Linked DNA regions of Mus musculus: region 1 is linked to region 2. A link is a loop called in an ENCODE intact Hi-C map of the cell type or tissue named here. Cell type or tissue: left cerebral cortex. All regions are shown on one strand. Links, peaks and the distances in the headings refer to the core of each region. The heading gives the core; the rest is flanking DNA.

The links. Hi-C counts contacts between places; a loop is a spot of excess contacts. Peaks named below come from ENCODE experiments on the same cell type or tissue, not always from the same donor. Only the 100,000 strongest peaks of a DNase experiment are listed, where the experiment ranks them.
Region 1: it touches region 2 in a loop (2.4-fold over the local background); 2 of 42 quality-filtered maps call a loop at or near these places.

Annotation. Positions count from the first base shown.
Region 1 is chr10:73,720,639-73,730,358 of GRCm38, forward strand. It overlaps a transcript of Pcdh15 not described here. Among named protein-coding and RNA genes, the nearest start is that of Pcdh15, 96 kb to the right of the region's middle. In left cerebral cortex, for the core only: no CTCF peak of the experiment used is centred there; a DNase peak (open chromatin) is centred at 4,315.
Region 2 is chr10:74,198,893-74,208,612 of GRCm38, forward strand. The region is part of intron 6 of Pcdh15 (protocadherin 15); the gene reads left to right. Among named protein-coding and RNA genes, the nearest start is that of Gm40691, 67 kb to the left of the region's middle. In left cerebral cortex, for the core only: a CTCF peak has its summit at 4,983 (motif pointing left); a DNase peak (open chromatin) is centred at 4,998.

The sequences.
Region 1 (9,720 bases), core at 781-8,780, 480 kb before region 2:
ATATTCTGAAATGTTAGGATTGTATTTCTTTATACTGTGGGGTGTCAATCTCAAACTGTGTCTTTCTAATAATCAGTAGCTCCCTTCAGACACTGCTTTTCCCAATCTGCTTTCCTCTTTGCCTCTTCATCCTTTTCCTAGGAGGCAATGTTTTCAAAGTATCCATACACAATTCAACAAAAATTAAATTGGGTTTTATCCAGGTAAGATATCCTGTCGTATGTTTTGTTGTTGTTGTTTGTTTGTATTTTTGTTGTTGCTGTTGTTGTTTTTGGTTTGTTTGTTTTTTTTTTTTTCCAGAGAAATGGGACAGTTGTAGGTACATACTGGTTGCAGATGCACTAGTATAGTTGTAAACTGCAAAAGCAGCTAGGCAGGTATGTCAAGCTAGCCATAGTATACTATATGATGGCAGGGAGTATACAGATATTTTCAGGTTAATCACAAAGGTATCCGCCATTGTTGGCTGACTCCTACTTATCTAAGGGGTCTCTTTGAATGTTCTAATCTTCTTTCAAATTCTAAAGAGTCTGTGAAAGTCAGACATGCTATCTGAGGGAGGTTTTCTTCCAATAAACATTTAACAGCCAGCCCAACACTTCCTTCTACTCTTCTCTCCAGCTTTATATTAATCAGTAAAATTCCACATTAGGTTCACTTTACTTTTTCATTCAGAGATTTTGCATTATTGTAAAACTCATTGTATTTTATATTTTATTTAATATTTGTGCTTTGCTACTGTTTTGACTTTGGCCATCCACATAAATGTTTAGCACAGTCACATACCTTATAGTTCTTGGATATTTCTGGCATGCTACTGAGTCTATTATGGTATTTAAGTGTGTTCAGCCATGAGATGGCTTTCTTTCTTGTTTTGTACTCATTGAAAGTTTGTATCATATCTCAAACTCATGGGCCCATGGGCAATGCAGTTTTACTTTTGAAATTCTCTGCTAAAAGAGACCATTATAATTATATTTAAAATCAAAGTGGTCTCTTACTGACAAGCCTGGAGTCTGCCTTCAGTGCTAAGTGTAATGTTGAATATATGGGCCTTTCTTAGATTTTATGTATTCTCTCAGGCAAAAGAAGTTTAGAAAGTGAAATGTTTTTACAAGGAACGTTTCCATTTTTAACCGATCATTTAATAAAGACATAAATATTCTATGACCTTTGAATAATGACCTTTACTTCAAGGTACTGACTACTTTGAACCTAGAGTAGAATATGCTCTGACCTTCCCTATAGATATGCCTTGAAATTTTAGGATGTTCATCTTTTTAGTAAATATAGAATGTTATTGGTTATCACTTTCTATTTTAAATATAGTAAGGAGGCAGGAGAGATGGCTCAGTGGTTAAGAGCACTTGCTGCTGTTGCAGGGGACCTGGGTTCATTTCCTGGCACTGACATTAGGTAGTTTAAAGCTGCTTGTAACTCCAGTTCCTGGGGATACAAGGCCCTCTTCTGATCTCTGTGAGCATATGCATGCACATGGTGTATAGACATACTCATGCATGCATACAGTATTAAATTAAATAAGTAAAATCATTTTAAAATCATAAGTATTCACTCCATACATTTAATTTATCGAAACATTATCTAATCTAATTTGTCTCATTTGCCTCCTGAAATTACCAGTACAATTTTCTATGTATGGCCCTTCATGTTGATAGGTAATGAACAATTTCAGAATTCTTCTCAATTTAGCCATCATTACATTAATGGCAACCTGAACATACTAGTGTGTAGTGAGTTATTGCTCCCAGATTAGATAAATCACTGTGCTGGTTAGTTTTTCTCTACTTGATAGAAAACTAGATATGCCTGGGAAAAGAGAGTCACCATTGCCTCCATCACACTGGACGTGGGCATGTCTGTGGGGTATTTTCTTGATTGATGTGTGACAACTGACTCAGACTACAAAGAGTCATACCACACCTGGCAGATGGGCCTGGGCTATATATGTAAGTTATATGTAATGTATATGTATATGTATATGTACATGTAAGCCAGCTAAGTAGAGCAATCCAGTAAGCAACACTCCTCCATGGCCTCTTCTTCAGCTTTTGCCTATAAGTTCTTTGAGTTCTTGCCCTGGCTTCCCTTGATAGTGATATATACCTTGTAAGATGGTACAAACCTTTCGCTCCCCAAGTTGTATTGGGTAACGGTAGTCTATCACAGCAATAGAAGCTCTGATTAAGGCACTCACCATCCTATAGACTCCAGCCCAACAAGCACATTTTGTTCTCCATGTATGAAGAAAGTATAGTTGCACCTGGGCAGGATAACTGTTGCTGCACAGACATCTGTCTACACCAAGGATCATTACCCTCCAGGTTTATTTTCCCGACAATTAACTGTTGTAATATTAAAAATATGGGAGGTATCAAATTTTGAGAGTCATCAATTCTTCAACGAGTCAGGTCACTGGTGCATGTTACATGCAACTGGAGTATTTTTCCAATATAGATGGATGCTAATATATAGGGCTCTGTGAGGTAAATCATCACCAGTAACACAGCTTATAAAGTCATCTCATGGAACATTTAACAAGACAGGCCATGTTGGAATTGTAGCTCAGGATGCAATTAAAAGGATTCAAATCAGTGTAATAATCAAAGAAAACGAGGCTATCAATTTGAGAGTTGGGAGGATGGGAAGGGTTGGAGAGGAGAGGACATGACAGGCTTTGTGAGGGGGTGGTGAGGAAAGGTAAGGAGGAAAGTGACATGATAATATTTTAATTAAAAATGTAAAACCATTAAATAAAAATAGATGAAATGAATTCAAATCAGACTAGAATGTAAGTGCTATTGTGTCCAAATCATACCTATTGAGTGTTTGGGCAATCTCTTAAGGTGCAGTGATAAATAGAGCCTGTAGTTTTTCTAGAAAGACATGAAAAAGTACTTAACCCAGGCAGGTATGTCATGAAAACAGAAACCTGGAAAGATGTTCAGCAACATCAAGGGAAACAGCTTTCATCCATCTGGAGATTCCACGGAGTAAAGCGACTGTCTTGGTTCCTTAAGACCATCAACACAGCCCATCTCATGAAAGAGATGAGAGCATTTGACCTGAGTGATCAAATGCAAGGACTTCACCTATGAGGTTTAGAGGTTGAGCAGAATTAAATTTGATCCAGCGTTGTAAATGAGACTTGTTGCCCACTGACTGTCTGCTTGGCTCACTCCCACGAATCGGGAAATGCTTGTGGCTACCTCTACCTCTGCATTCTTTATTTCGCAGGACCTTGAGAATTGTGCTAACAGTACTGCATTCTAAACAAGCACATGTGAAGCAAAGGGCAACACCCATGGAAGGAGTTAGAGAGACAAAGTTTGGAGCTGTGACAAAAGGATGGACCATCTAGAGACTGCCATATCTAGGGATCCACCCCATAATCAGCTTCCAAATGCTGACACCATTGCATACACTAGCAAAATTTTGCTGAAAGGACCCAGATATAGCTGTCTCCTGAGAGACTATGCCGGGGCCTAGCAAACACAGAAGTGGATGATCACAGTCAGCTATTGGATGGATCACAGGGCTCCCAATGGAGGAACTAGAGAAAGTACCCAAGGAGCTAAAGGAACCTGCAACCCTAGAAGTGGAACAACAATATGAACTAACTAGTACCCCTGAGCTCTTGACTCTAGCTACATATGTATCAAAAGATGGCCTAGTCTGCCATCACTGGAAAGAGAGGCCCATTGGACACACAAACTTTATATGCCCCAGTACAGGGGAACGCCAGGGCCATAAAGGAGGAGTGGGTGGGTAGGGAAGTCGGGGTGAGGGTATGGGGGACTTTTTGGATAGCATTGGAAATGTAATTGAGGAAAATACGTAATAAAAAAAAAACCAGAAATGGTTTTATTCTTTAAAGATTTACTTTTACTTACTTGTGTGGCTATTCGTACATGTATACAGGTACCTTCAGAGACCAGAAAAGGATGTTTGATCCCTAGACACTGGAATTATAGACAACCATGTGCAGCCTGATATGAGCATTTGGAACTGGTTTCCAGACCCTTGCAAGAACAGTATCTTTTCTTAAATGCTAGACCATTTTTCCAGCTTTAAAATAGATCAGGCATGTAAGAGTCTTGCTTGTGAGGTGTATATATTTATGATCTTTTTTTGACACATTTATTTTGTGTGTGTGTATTTTTCTGCATGGGGGTGGGGTGGGCTCCTCTGCGTCAAGCCATTCATGCAGAGGTGAGAGGACAACGTCTGGACATCAGTTCGCACCTCCCACCTGTTTGAAGCAGGGGTCCTCTTCTTGTTTTAGTCACGATACAGCTTATTCCAGGATATGTGTAAAGATTCTCCTGTCAACACAGACCATCTGCTTGTAGAAGTTCTAGGATTACAATCATAGCTAGATTTTTGCCTGAGCTTGAGATAAAATCCCGAGGGTATACCTACTCTTGCAGTGACTTGAGGTGCCAGGGAAATTGGTACCCAGAAGGGACTTCCCACTACCCAGAGGTGAAGAGAGGGGAGGGGGAAATGTGAGGGGGGACTGGGAGGAGAGTAGGGACTTCAATCAGGATATAAAATGAATAAATTAATTAATTAGGGAAAAATTCAGAGCATCAGGCTTGTATTGCTAGTACTGCAATCTACTGTGACATCTCCATAGCCCCTATTTTATCAACTTAAGTATATAAGCTAAAATCACATATTGGTGTACACACAACATATATAGTTTATAGCCAATAATTTTTTATTCCTTTAAAATATTGACAGGTTCTTATTGTCCATAAAGATCTGTATTAGTGAAGTGAAGATAATGCAGGAAAAAAAAGAGAAGTTTCATTTGCTGTAGTTAGTTTACCACAAGGCACATGGATCACTGCCATAAATAACAAAAAACTTATATCATTCTTTGGAAGTCTTTTCCAGTATAAAAGTCTAAAACCATGAGTTTGATATTTTTCTTAAGTCAACTTCTGCTTATTGAGGAAGGTCTTCCTTTGCTCAGGTTAAAGACCAGCTTAAAGACGTATCCATGCGAAAAAAAAGAGTTTCATTATGTGTGTGTGTGTGTGTGTGTGTGTGTGTGTGTGTGTGTGTGTGTGTGTGTGTATGCACAGTATCCCTCTGTGAAGGGAGAGACACGACACTGGGTTGCGATTCTTGTTGACTTTTTCATTTACAGCATTCATAATCGTTCCATTTAGCTTTTAGATTACCTGTCTGGTAATCATAATATCAAAGACCAAGCTACATAATGTGTGTCATTGAACTGCAATTTTGAACGTAATTTCACATTAAATTTAACTAGAAGGGAGGAAGGAAAAGAGAGAGGAGGTTGATTATGGGTATGTATGTGTTCACTTGCCGACTATGTTTATTCAAAGTGACTTATCTCAGTCCAGCCTGTTGGAAATGTATGATTGGCACACTCCCAACTATGTAATCATATATGTATAGCTGAAGTGGCCAAAGGTAAACCACAGAAAAACTCTCATTTTATTAACACAACATTATCATTTGTTTAGTTCTTTTTGTCCATAGGAGCTGATTCATTGGGAGGGGAAACACTCAGATATTTCATTTACCCTCCAGAAACCTTATTGCCAAATGTGTTAGGTGGAGTAGTGAGGTGTCAAATATTCCTTGAGGAAAAAAAAAACATGGTATTCATGTTAAGGTGACATATGTGACAAACACAATCATATATAATGCTATGGCAGTCTGTAGTTGCTTTTAAATTGTGTTATTGGTCTGTGAATTATCTTTGTTGTTAGTTCTATGGGAAAGAACCTGAAATGATCTTTTCTATTATTTCTCTGGCTCTTTTCCACAGTTTATTTTTTTCCTTCACAGTTCTGTTTTTATCTTGAAATCTGCTTGCTATCAAAACTCGTAAAAATACTAGAAACCTTTTTGTTCTTCTTGTGCAGCACTGTAGGCAGACAGCTTGTTTCCTTGCTGATGTCAATGGGTTCTTCTAGAATGATTTAGATGTGGTAGGGTTACATTATAGGAAGCTTTTTAAAGCTTATTTTCAAGGCAAACTTCTTAAAGTTCTTCAAATTGTCTGTATCAAGATTTCAGTGATCCCAGGGTAAAGCAATTAAACTCAAATATTTAGTCTATCCCCTTCGTAAAGGACCTAAAAATATGTGCTATTCTAAGGACAGGATAGCTACTAATCTAGCACATTCAACTGCTGTGAGCCCAGCAATCATATTTTTTGACTTATCAATGTAACCGTTTAATGCTCTTGGTTATTCTTTTACTTATCATGTCAATAATAATTTGCAACAAAGCTTTGAATAAAATAATCAGTGCATGCTTTTAAAGGGTTGATCTTGTAAGGAAGAGAATCAACAAATACATATATGTAATTACTAGAAATATTAGAGCAAATAAGGAAAGCAAATAGAGAATAATTATATATAAAATTGAAGAAGCAATCCTTCATTTTAAACCAAACATAATTGAACCATGGATCATTTTGCTATACTTAAGAACAGTGCAATAAAAAGTAAAATAACACAATTTATATGCAAATGATATGATTTGGCTTTCACCCTCAGATCAACAAAGTCCTATTTGTTTCAAAGTTATATTACACTGGAAAACTGTTGCATTTAAGAAAGTGAAAATACTTACATTACCCATGCCCTTACATCCTGTGGTCCTATAAACTCATTAAAGCCCGATTCCCTCTCAAAATCATTTGAGGTGTGAAGTGTTAAAGGTCAGACCAGACACTGACTCAAGCTGTGGAAGAACTTGTATTCTTTAGACTCTAAACTTCAAGGATCGAATATGTCAGAGAAATGTCCGATGGGCACCATGTATGTCCGCAAGTAGCATGTGTACAATGCATTAATGACACATTATGTCCTCCTCTTAATTATAAGGTCAAATATGGAATAGTATGTTTATTTATCATCTACTTTTTTCTTCTATTGTTTTCATTAGTAGCTTTTGTTTTGAGATTACAATCAAAATGGTTATGTGGAGCAGTTCACTGACCTCCCATCTAAATTGCTTAATATTCTAAGACAGATAAATCAATACACACACACACACACATACACACACACACACTCAAAATTTTTCATGCCCTCAGAATATATTGCCAACTGTTGTGCTTTCCTCTGAAGTTGGAGGATCCAAAGTTCAAGCTATGGACATAGTAAGGAACCTGGCCTGAGTTGAGTGTGAAGTTGTACCATTGCTATTACCCAGAAAATGTCTCCTAATGTTGCCTCACTTTAATCCAAGAAAAGGATTCAGATCCCCTTTCTCAAGCAAAAAATTAAACTCAGAAATCAATACAAAACAAACTCTTCTAGCAAGGACTACATCTTTCTTATGATCTAGATTTATTCAATCATTACACAACAAAACTACATTCCTACTTTAATTTTGATTATATATTTTAAGATTCATCACTACTATTTTATTGACTGAGATATGAAGAAAGTTATGGGTAAGAAAAATCCTTGAAACTTATGCTTCTTGTGTATGCTATTGTATTTTAATATTATTACCTTCCAATTTTGTAATCAGTGATGAATTTCCATGGAATGTTAGTGATGAAGTCTCTCAAAGACACTCAATCCCCACGTTCATAATCTTTTATCCCAAATGGCTTTTTTTCCTAGGTGACTATATAATGACATATAAATATATGGAGGCAAATGCCTCTGAGAAAGTTGTCTTTACTGCAAGATCTCCCCTGACATCCAAGTACAAAGTTTAAATTGAAGACACTTTCATCCCTTTCAAATTGTTCAAAGAGGCTTTTTTTTTAATTTAAATTATATCTCAGAGTATTTGGGCTAAAATTTAAGACTATATGCATTTGGATTATTCAACCAATAAAGAGAGTTGGTAGAAATGTATTCTCAGATTCCTCTTCTTTAGAATAGTAACGAAATAAAAATGATTGAAGTTTTGAAATTGGTTTTGCTTTCATTGAGAAATAATACGTTAAGATACATATTTATTGAAAAAACTTTTAATCAAAAGGAGCTTAAAAACTTTTAAAGGGCATGGTTTGGTTTAGCAGTATAAGCCAGGATTTATTCAAAGTGCACCTGTTGACTTCAGCTATTCCTGGATAAGGTTTAGATGATAATAAGATCAGCCCATATCATGTTGTGAGACACTGTTTCTGGATAGCCCTGAACAAACACCTACTCACCCTCGTTGGCTAGTGTCCTTGCAGAGAGCTCATCTCAGACGAGAAAGCCTCTTCCAGGAAGTACTGCTGGTCTCTGCTTCTTCAAGACAATCCCGCTAGTCTAAGAGTGTAGCTCAGCAATCTTACTGTTTAAATATGCTTAGAGAGGGAACGACCTAGTAAATCTGGTGAACTTCATGGACTTCCTGGACCCATTAAGTTGTTTGCTTCCTGAGCTTAAGGAGTTTCAGTGTGGGTTGGACTGTTTCACTTCCTCCTAGAATGACCTCTTGTTTCACTTCACTTTCAACATCTTTTCTTGTTTTTAATCTCCTCTTTGACATCCTATGCCTGAAGGAGTTTACCTCTAAGATGGAAGGTTTTAATATAGAAGCAGCTGCTGTATAGAGGTCCAGAATGCAGAAACACTTGAAATGAGACCCACAGCACCAACTTGGGAAGTAAAGATATCCTGCTGAGAAAATCTCCCTGAATCATCATTTGACCACTGGGATTCTGTGGATTCTTTCCCACCTCACCAAAAGCAAATTACAAAATAACAAATGACAAATGACAAAGTCAAATTGTTCTGGAAGCCTTCAGTCCAGCCCTATGTAATGGATGGATAACAATGGGCTTCAAACTCACTTTGCATCCCTCAGCTCCCCTAGAACTAACTGCTAAGCGTGCAGCGTCAGGAGAGCACTGGATTATATGCATTTGCTCAATGCAATGGTTCTATCAGCTCTTGGGAATTTTAATTTAAAATTTAAAAGAAGCAGAAAACAACAAAAAACAGCCTATACATATGAATTGCTTAAAATCATTTCCATCAGTTTTCTTTTGAAATTTAATGTTATTAAAAGTTTTCAAAACGCAAAGATAACATTTCATAAGGAAGATGACTCTGAATTTATAGCTTGTTTAGGGGAATGTCTTACCATTTGAGTGGCAGGCACAAATTAAATTTTCTTTTTTCTCTCTGCTTTCTTGGGGCTCTAATGATCTCTCTCTCTGTGTCTCTGTCTCTGTCTCTGTCTCCGTCTCTGTCTCTCTGCCTGTCTGTCTCTCTCTCTCTCTCTCTCTCTCTCTCTCTCTCTCTCTCTCTCTCTGTGTGTGTGTGTGTGTGTGCATGTTCACATGTACATGAACAGATGTGCAAGAGCATATATATATATATATATATATATATATATATATGTATGTATGTATACTTGGGTGTATTTACATATGTATGTGTGCATGTGGTATGAAACCCACAGACCACTGGGGTTTCATTCCTTAGACACCTTCCAACTTGGTTTGCAAAAGACAGGCTCTCTCATTGGCTTGGGACTCACTAGTCTGGTTCTCTTCACTGCCCGTATTCTTCAGGGATCCAGCAGTCTCTGCTTGGCCATAGCAGGATAATGAGTGTGCTCCACCATGCTGATATTGTTTTGAGATCTGAGAATTGAACTCAAGTCTTCACGGTTGATGGCAAGCAATTTATCTTTATCCTCTAGCCTACCCCCCCCCCCATTCTTTTTGTTTTCTGTAAATCTCTGTTGGCTCAT
Region 2 (9,720 bases), core at 1,200-9,199:
TCTTAGCATTTCATAGAGGGCTTTCCATCTTTAAACTAGAAGACATATTTGTTCAACCGGAAGTCACGTTTAGCCTTATGTGCACCTATACAGATTCATGTTGGTGTGGCAGAGCACATCCTCCAACACGTGTTCTTACATCAGTGTTTGTCTAATATTATGTATTTTTCTTTCCTATCCTTGTTTTATCCTTTAAAATTTTTGATATTATAATATAATTACATTTCTCGCCTTTATTTCCTCCTTCCAAAGCCTACCATATACCCTTCCTTACTCTCTTTTAAATTTGTGGCTCTTTTAATCATTAATTGTTATCGAATACATATAATACTCTTTTTTTAGAGGTGTTCAAATATCCTTGAACTGCTTTTTTTTAACTGTACCTCCTCCACCTTGAAAAATACTTAACATTTTGTCTTCTCCAAGTCCCATTGAATATTTAAGAACTGTCTTGGACCACAAAGTATGTTTAACATGTAGCCAGCAGGGAGTGAGAGGATATATACTTCTCATAGGTGACATTGGGACACCATGCCCATGTGCCAAGTTAACCCTGAAGAACCACACAAATGGACCACAAAAATAACTGAGAAAATTTTTCTCAGAGTGTTTTATGTAAAGTTAAATTTTGTGGTGGGACACATTCAGAACCATTTCAGCTGTAGTTAGACTCTGGAATAATAGTTAAAATAATTAAATGATTCTATCCACCCATGGGAAGCAGCTATTGAATGTCAGTCAGGTTAAGCCACAGACACAAACAAAATCTGGAAACATTTCTCTTCTTCCTCTCCCTCTCCCTCTCCCTCTCCCTCTCCCTCTCCCTCTCCCTCTCCCTCTCCCTCTCCCTCTCCCTCTCCCTCTCCCTCTCCCTCTCCCTCCTCTCTCTCTACCCCTTCCTTTCCCTCTCTCTACCCCTTCCTTTCCCTCTACCCCTCTCCCCTCCACCTCCCCTTCCCTCCCTCTCCCTCTCCCTCTCTACCCCTTCCTCTCCCTCTACCCCTCTCCCCTCCACCTCCCCTTCCCTCCCTCTCCCTCTCCCTCTCTACCCCTTCCTCTCCCTCTACCCCTCTCCCCTCCACCTCCCCTTCCCTCCCACTCACTCTCCCCTCCCCTCCCTCCCTCCCTCTCTCTCTCTCTCTCTCTCTCTCTCTCTCTCTCTCTCTCTCTCTCTCTCTCTCTCTCTCTCACACACACACACACTTTCAAAGATAGCTTGTTCTGTTTAATGACAACTAGTTCTGGTTTTGTTGTATATGAGATTCATAAAATTAAGTTATAAAACTTTATTGTTTAGAGAAGTATAATTTTAATTAGATATTTTATTTGATTTCATACCAAATGTCTCCCACCCGAGATTTGCCCTCCCAGAGTTCTCCACCCTATTCTCCTTCCCTCTGAGATGGTACCCTCAGGCATCCCCCTTCCCTGAAGCATTAAGTCTTTCCCACTGAAGCCAGACAGAGCAATTCTCTGCTATGTATGTCTCCATGGATGTCAGATCATCTCATGTATACTCTTTGGTTGGTGACTTCGTTTCTGGGAGCTTCCAGGGATCCAGGTTATTTAACACTGTTGGTTTTCTTACAGGGTTATCTTCAGCGATTAGAAAAGCATCATTTTCTGATAATATGGTAGTATTATCTTAGCCTCCATTCTGATGGAAATATCATAGAAATGCTTCAGTATCATACTTTTATAAGAACAATTTTTCCATAAATGTGATTTTTCAGAAGTTATAAAGTCTGTATGCATCCCTATCCAGTAGTAACTTCTTAAATCCATATGGTTCACTCTACAAAATCAGAAATGAAAAGAGGGACACACAGCAAACACCTTGGAAACACAGAGAATTCTAAGGACCTACTTTAAAAGACTGCACTCTACAAAATTAGAAAAGATAAAAGAAATGGATAGTTTCCTCAATAGGTTCCACTTATCAAAGTTAAATCAAGATCAAATAAAAACTTTGAATAGACTTCTAACCCACAGAAAAGAATTTAAAAAATGGGCCCAGTATTATTAACTTGAAACTAATTATTTATGTATCCTTAGTTTACTTAAACCCAGAATCCTCAGAATCCCCATTGATGACCCTCCTCACTTTTAATCGCTCTGTTTCTTCTTTCATACTGAGACTAGAGGAACTTTTGCTTCCTTTTGATGATCTTGAGAAAGATTGGTCAGACAACCATCCAATCCAATAGATAAAGGTGATATAGATGTTTACAATATTGAAAATACATAGCAATAAATGTTTATTATATATATTCTGTAGCTGAATATATATCACATGGTAATGTCTAACATTTATAACCATTTGTCAAATGTTTCATAAATATATGCGTATATTTATATTAGTAAAGAGTAAGCTGAACATATGAAGCCCATGAAGCTCCTAACATATCAGTGTATATTTCCTGAAATATACAGCCTGCACATATGTTATTTGTACAGGAAATTACACTAGCTCCAGTCTATCTGTTTGTCGCAAGCTCAGTGACAGAGTAAACGAGTGCTTCCTCTCTCCCATTCTTTTATTCATGGCATCTGTGGCTTGGGAGAGGCCCATCACACTGAGCAGCATAATTGATACTCATTATTGCTCTACTGTTCCAATGATAAACTCACACAGAAAAACTTCGCATACATATGCAGAATAATATTTAGCCAAATATGTGCTCTCCCTGTAGCCATGAGAGTATATAAAAAAGAAAAATCAGTCCTGAAAAATGAACCAAATCTATGCTATACAAATGCAAGAGATTAATCATAACACTGAGGATTTGTTGATTAGATGGCAGGCATCCCTAACTCGCAAGAGTAACAATAAAATGTGCAGCATATTGCCTCCTGCTGAGCAGATTTCCTTGATATTAATTGTCATGAGATGTCTGTCTAATGCCATGGTTCAGACAAACTATATTGATAACTGGAAAGCAGTTGTGTGTTAGTCTGACAGCCTGACATAAACTCTTGTTTGGCTAGATAATGTTGCCTTGTTGATGATGCTCATCTCTTAGCAAAGACACAGTACCCTCTATGTTTGATAACATCTTGTCATTAAGGTACAGGACAACTCAGATCTTTCCAGTATGGGAAACACATAAAGAAATGGGAGAGGCATGGTTGCAGAAGCAGGAGATTGTCTAGTCCTCATATTGAGTCTCTGGGGAAGAGGGAGAAGCCTTAAAGCCAGACCCAGTGACCCACATCCTCCCTAGAGGGTCCACCTTCTAAATGTCCCACAGTGTTACCAAACAGCACCACTAGCCAAGACCAACATGTATGGGGAAATTTTTCACATTTAAACCACAATTCAATTGTTACCTATTAATTGCAAGATGAAACACATATTACTTACATATATTTGCATATAATGTATACTTATTCCAAGATACTGCTAATCTTATTATATCATAAAAATTGTATTGTAAAGAAAATATAGCAAATGAAAAAGGCTTGTTGCAATACACTTAGCAGTAATGCCACTGGGTAAGGCTGTCTTGCTCAGTTTTATGTTTCTTTACCAGTTTCAGTAATCCAAAGATGTTTTGTTTTAATAGAATGTTCTTACATATAATCCCCACCGTGACATCAATTTAAAAGCATATGTTGCGCTGGGCTCCTATTCCTTGGAACCATTTCTGTGTGTTGGGAGTTTCGCAGTGGCATTTTTATTAAGTTGATATTATTGATTTTTTCCTTTTGCTTTTTGCATTTGTTTTATTGCAAGTGGACACTTCCAGCATGCTGTGCCTTTGTGACTAAAAAGGATATTGGTATCAAAATTGTTTTTTGCAGTCTCTGTTGTAATATGCTGAAGCAAGGCAGCAGTTTTGAAAAGTTCTTTAAAGTCACTGTGTTCGTACCACGGTTTGCTTGCAGAAACAAAACCAACTGGAATGACATATTTTAAGAGGCACCATGAAAGAAAATTCTAACACCAGTACTATATGGGATTATAGAATCTCAGAAGCCACTGAGACACCCATTCTGGTGAAAACTTCGCATACATTTGATTTTTAATATTTTCATCTTAATGTTAGGAAACTAGGAAAAAAGTTGAATTGAAATGAACAGAAAGGGAGAGATATATTAAGAAAAACAATCTTCACTCCAGTTATGTGTTACCTGTTCAAGTTCTTACTAAGTTCTTCTTGTGGACAAGGATCAGTAACAGTTATCCAGCCTCAGCAGTCAACAGAAAGACCTGTTTTATCATATCCCTCCTCTAGAGAAGTCACTTTGAAGCAAAGCCTAAACTTGGTTTTATTTCATAGGTAGGTCATCGTTCTGATATTTGTACTGACACTAAAAGATCAAGGCTTTGTACTAAAGCATACATTTGAAATATAGCATAAATATCATAAATGAGTGAATTGTGTTATTTACTTCCATGATATTTCTAAAGTCAAGTCCTAAAGGTTATCAATACATCGGTGGGGCTAAATCTCTCAAGCCATCCCCTCTGTAGGATGGAGGAACTGAACACTCTCACATATGGTAGTCTAGCTTATTCCCCCTTATTAGTTTTGATAGTATGAACTGAGTTATACATTGCACATTCCTTTTAGGTCAGAGCTTCCTGTTTCAGCGTTATGCTTTTGGTCTGCATCGATCCTATAGTCATGTGATGTGCAGTAGTATGAAGGTAATTCACCTTAAACTTGACTGCTGTACTGAGGATGAAGAGGAGTATTTGTGTTCTCAGCAATTATTCTACCATAGTGCTTATCTACATCTCACGACCATTGACAGTTGTTCAGCTATTTTCTTTTAAAACTTATCTACTATGTTATTATATGTAGCATGAGGGTACATATGTGCATATTCTTGTTTATTAAGTGCTAAATAATTTTAAGTGGAAAATCCAAGTCACAGTATATGCATGACTCTCTTCCAAGGAAATATTTTCATAGTGATTATGAAAATTAGTTTCTACTGCAGAACAACAGCATTCACTGTGCTCCACCTCCTGGACAAACTTGGTATTTTTATGACTTCTCATTTGGGCCCAAGCTGGTAAATGTGTAGACTTGATTTAATGACATTTTCATAAATATTTCCTGTTGCTACTTGAAAATAAGAGGTTTTAAGGACTACCATCACAGTTTTGATAACCATCCAATCCAAGGGTCTGCCATTCTCTATTGAGTTATGAATATTTTTATATATCCTGGGCACAAATTCTTTGTTGAATACATGTAACTCTGACTGTCTCCACCAATTTGTGAGTTGGCTTTTCACGAGGTGTTATTTTAAAACTGTTCCAATGTTATTTTTGTGACTTGTATGTCATTTTTCCCATTGAGTAAGTCATTAGTGATTACCATGTTGTGGGAATGGTATTTTATATTTCTCTTAGAATCTTATAACATACATTTTAGTGTATAATCTATTAAAATTTATTTTTAATATTTACTAGGAAGAATGACTATATATTGATTTTTTCTATGAGAATTTATGATGGACCCAGCACTTTTTGCATAATTTAATTAGATTCTCATTACTCTGACATACTCTATTACGGGTCATCTCTGTGAGGCTGTTTCTTCTATATTTTACTCTGAAGTAAGTGGACACTGAAGTAAATGTCTCCAAATGAAATCTTGAATTCTTCAAGAGTCTGTCTGCCTTACTTCTGACTTAGCTCCTTGTCTTCTAATTCTGACCCTATGAACTTTCATTCAAGGTTTTGTTTGTTTGTTTGTTTTTAATCAGGCTCTGAATTTCCTTATCTGACATAGATTGGGAAAGAAATGATACCATACCTTATGGAATCAACAAATGTATTTATGTGTTGTTTAACAAGCAATTGAAGTATAGATCCAAACAATCCCTTCTAAACCTCAATCCAACTTTAACATTTGTAGGAAGAATGTTGAGTTTCAAAGGATCTATGTGAAAAGCCAGGGTTCCATCTTTCCAAGTTTTACATCTAAACCTTTGGTTTGTGTTTTGTAGAGGAAGTATTTGTTTTTCCTCTTCTGAAGAAACACACACACATATACACACACACATACACACACACACACACACAGAGGAAGAGACACATACACATGCAAATACACTCTTTGATGTATGTGATGTATGTCATAATGTTTCCCCATTCATTTCTGGTAATTAGGTCCCACCTTTTTTTTTTTTTTTTTTGGTTAGTTGGGTGGAGGGTCTGTCAATCTTGCTCATCTTCTCCAAGAACCAGTTCTTAGTCTTGTTGGTTTTCTTTGTTTCAATTTCATGAATTAGGCCTGGAATTTTTTTGTTTCTTGCCATCTGATGGGCTTTGGTTTGATTCCTTTTTGTTTCTCAAATTCCTGTGCTGCAACATTGAGTCATTTATTTGTGCTCTGTCTGATTTTTTTAGTGTAGAAATTTAGAGCTATAAATTTTCCTCTTAAAACTACTGCTAACATATTACAGGGGTATAATTATTACTGTGGTTGCATGTTCAGTCCCATTTAGTTTCAGGAATGTTTTTATTTCTTTCTTGATTTCTTCTCTGATTTAGTAACATGATGTTTCTCCTCTACACATACTTAAGGGGCTTTTGCATGGTATTGATTTTTTTTAAGTTTTATTGTAGAATGTTTGGGCAGTACATATAGAAATATTTCTGGTTTTCTCTATTTTCTATGTGTGTTTTCTGTCTCAGGGTTTGGTCTATTTTAGAGAAACGACCATGTGCTGCTAAGTAGATTGTGTATTCTTTGGTGTTAGCTAGGGTGTTCTGTAGCTATATGTTAGGTACATTTGATATAAGATGCCATTGAATTCTGAGGTTTCTCTGTATGTTTTGTCCACGTGACATATCTCTTTGAGAAAGCAGCCCATTGAAACCAGCAAGTGTTGTTGAGTGTCTGTTAATCTGTGTCTTTAATTCCATTACTATGCTTCTTAGGAGATCGGATACACTTCTGAACATTTGTGTTATTTCTGCAATTTGACCCGAGCTCAAGAACTTCTTTTGGGACAGGTGTATTTCTAATGTACTAATTTGGATTTTCTTAGATTAACTCAGTGCATGAGATGAGGAATCTAAACTACACTATATGAAGCTAGTGCATGAGCTGTTTAGCTGCTCCAGGAAAAGATGGCTTCCACTCCAGGGGTCCAGAGCTATGTCTGTGGGTGCAGAGACAAAAGAGGCAAAGAGAGGGGTGGGAGAGGAAACAAGTGTCTCTCATCAGTCAACTACAGCTCAATGACCACTGATCTGGAACCTGTTGTGTGTGGAGATGATCACAGATGGGGCAACATGGAAGAGGATAGAGGACAATGGGAAAGGGAGAATTAGACTGAGAAGGCAGAGCAGACTCAAGAACAAGGATGATTCAGGGGGTCCTTGTCTGGAACTGGGCTTCTGAGTTTGCAGATCAAGGTGGGATGGAGGAGCAGGGGTGCCAGAAGGAAGAAGTGACTTACCAGGCAAATGATGCCCAAATGAAGAGGGTCTGGAATTAGGCTCCTGTCTTCACAGATGGTGGTGGGCTGGGGGAGGGACAGGGGAGGGAAGGTACTACTTACTCAGGAAAGGTGACTTATGCATACAGAGGACTGTGCAGCCTCATACTCTGCTGTCTTATACATGCTCTCATTCTACATGCAATTGTCTTTACAGTTCACTGACCATGACTTTTTTTTCACACTTTATGATGATTTGTTGATGGTTTTGTTGTTTAAAATGTCCATAAAGTGTTGTGATCATACGCCTCCCAGCATCCCCCATCAAAATAAGACAGAACGGGGCTCATCGAGAAAATATGGATGTCACATCTGCTTCATCCAGGCATAGCTTGTGTTGCTACCATGTTAGCAAATCAAAGCTCCACATTAAATTTCTTTGTAGAGAAGCACATAAGAAAGATTTTATATTGGCTAGCTGAATGGAAATGTGTGAGCAGAGGCTTACAGCCTGCTCCTATATTCCTTGGGGGATTCAAAGTTGTTGTTCATTAATTCAGCATTCATGGAAATTTTATGCAACCTAAGAACCACATATAGAAATACAACTTTACGAAAATATAAATCAAACAGCAAACACAATTATTCTCTGGGGGAAATCAAGGGAGATAAGTGAAGGCAAATATTCTCTTTGAGACTCTTGTTAAAAATCAATTTAGGCTGGTAAAAGGAGATCACACACATCACATAATAAATAGAATAAGTAATATTGTATTTATTCTTAGTGCTTCTTACTGTTCATTAAATAAGGTGATGACTTAATGTATTAGTCAGAGTTCTCCCAAGTCACAGAACTTATGAAATGTATCTATGTATTGAGGGAATATATTGTGATGACTTACAGTCTGTAATCCAACTAATCCAACAACAGTTAGCTGTGAATGGGAAGTCCAAGAGTCTGGTAGTTGCTCAGTTCCACAAGGGTAGTTTTTTCAGCTGGTCTTCTGTAGAAGTAGGTTACAACAGATGTGCTGGCAAATAAATATAAGCAGGGCAAGAAGAGTAAATCTTCTTTCTTCCAATGTCCTTATGTAGGCTCCAGCAGAAGGTGTGGCCCAGATTAAAGGTATGTACCACCACTCCTGGATCTGAGACTTGCTTTATCCCAGGCTGACCTTGAACTCAGAGATCTACTTGTCTCAGTCTCCTGGGATTAAAGTCCTATAATACCTTGCCTTTGGCTAAGCTTTTCATAGCCACTATACCTCAAGATCTCCATGTCAAGGTCCAGGTCAGAAGCCTGTGTCTTCTAGCCTCAAGATCTTGATCACAGGTGTACCCTCTATTTCTGGATTGTATTTCATTTCAGATATAGTCAAGTTGACCACCAGGATTAGCCGTTACACTTAATATTTCAGAAAAAAATAACTTTACAAGTCAAAACAAAGTCTTTCATCACCTCAACCAGAGAAACAATGGTATTTTAATTAAATAAATATGTATTAACCAAATTATACCTATTGAGTCACTCCTGCCTTTACGTACATGAAACTACTACATAGCATTTCAACCAGCCTAAACTTGTCTGTCTCTTGAGGCATTTATTATTTATTTATGTCAGAAAACTTTTCACTGTTGAATCTTTGTAAACTGTTTTGCTTTCTGGGCAGTGATTTCCTATAGCTTTTGTTTTTCAGTTAATCTGTATAGTTTATGACCCTTTGACTAACTGTGTACATGATTTGTGGGAAAAGATATGAATGACATAAATAAGCGGTACGTTCAGGCATCTGTCCAGGCTGGTCTTGTTGTATATAGGGCCCTTCAAAAACCAAATTGAAATGTGACATATTGAACCATAAAGTGATACAGAACATTCTTATCTGTGTAGAAGAGGTGCCCCAAACTACTATTACCACACAGGAAAGTATAGAATATACAAGAGCAGGGAATCTTGAGGGTTACAGACCATCAACAGACTCAGGAGTCTACAAAGTAGCAGCATTTGTGCCTCAGAAAGGAGTGCTCACAAAAGGATATGGCACATGTGCACAGGCATGCATAAAGACATACAAACGAGCATATTCCTAGTACAGACATATACGATGGATATATGCTTACACACACACACACTACAAACCTAGGCATGGAGGTACAAATATTCGAGAATATTTCTGGTGGGAATAAACACAAAGAAATTAAGTATTTAAGTCTACCTATCTTACATTTGTCTTGGTGTGCATATGAGCATATATGTCTGTCTGTCTGTCTGTCTGTCTCTCTCTCTCTCTCTCTCTCTCTCTCTCTGTGTGT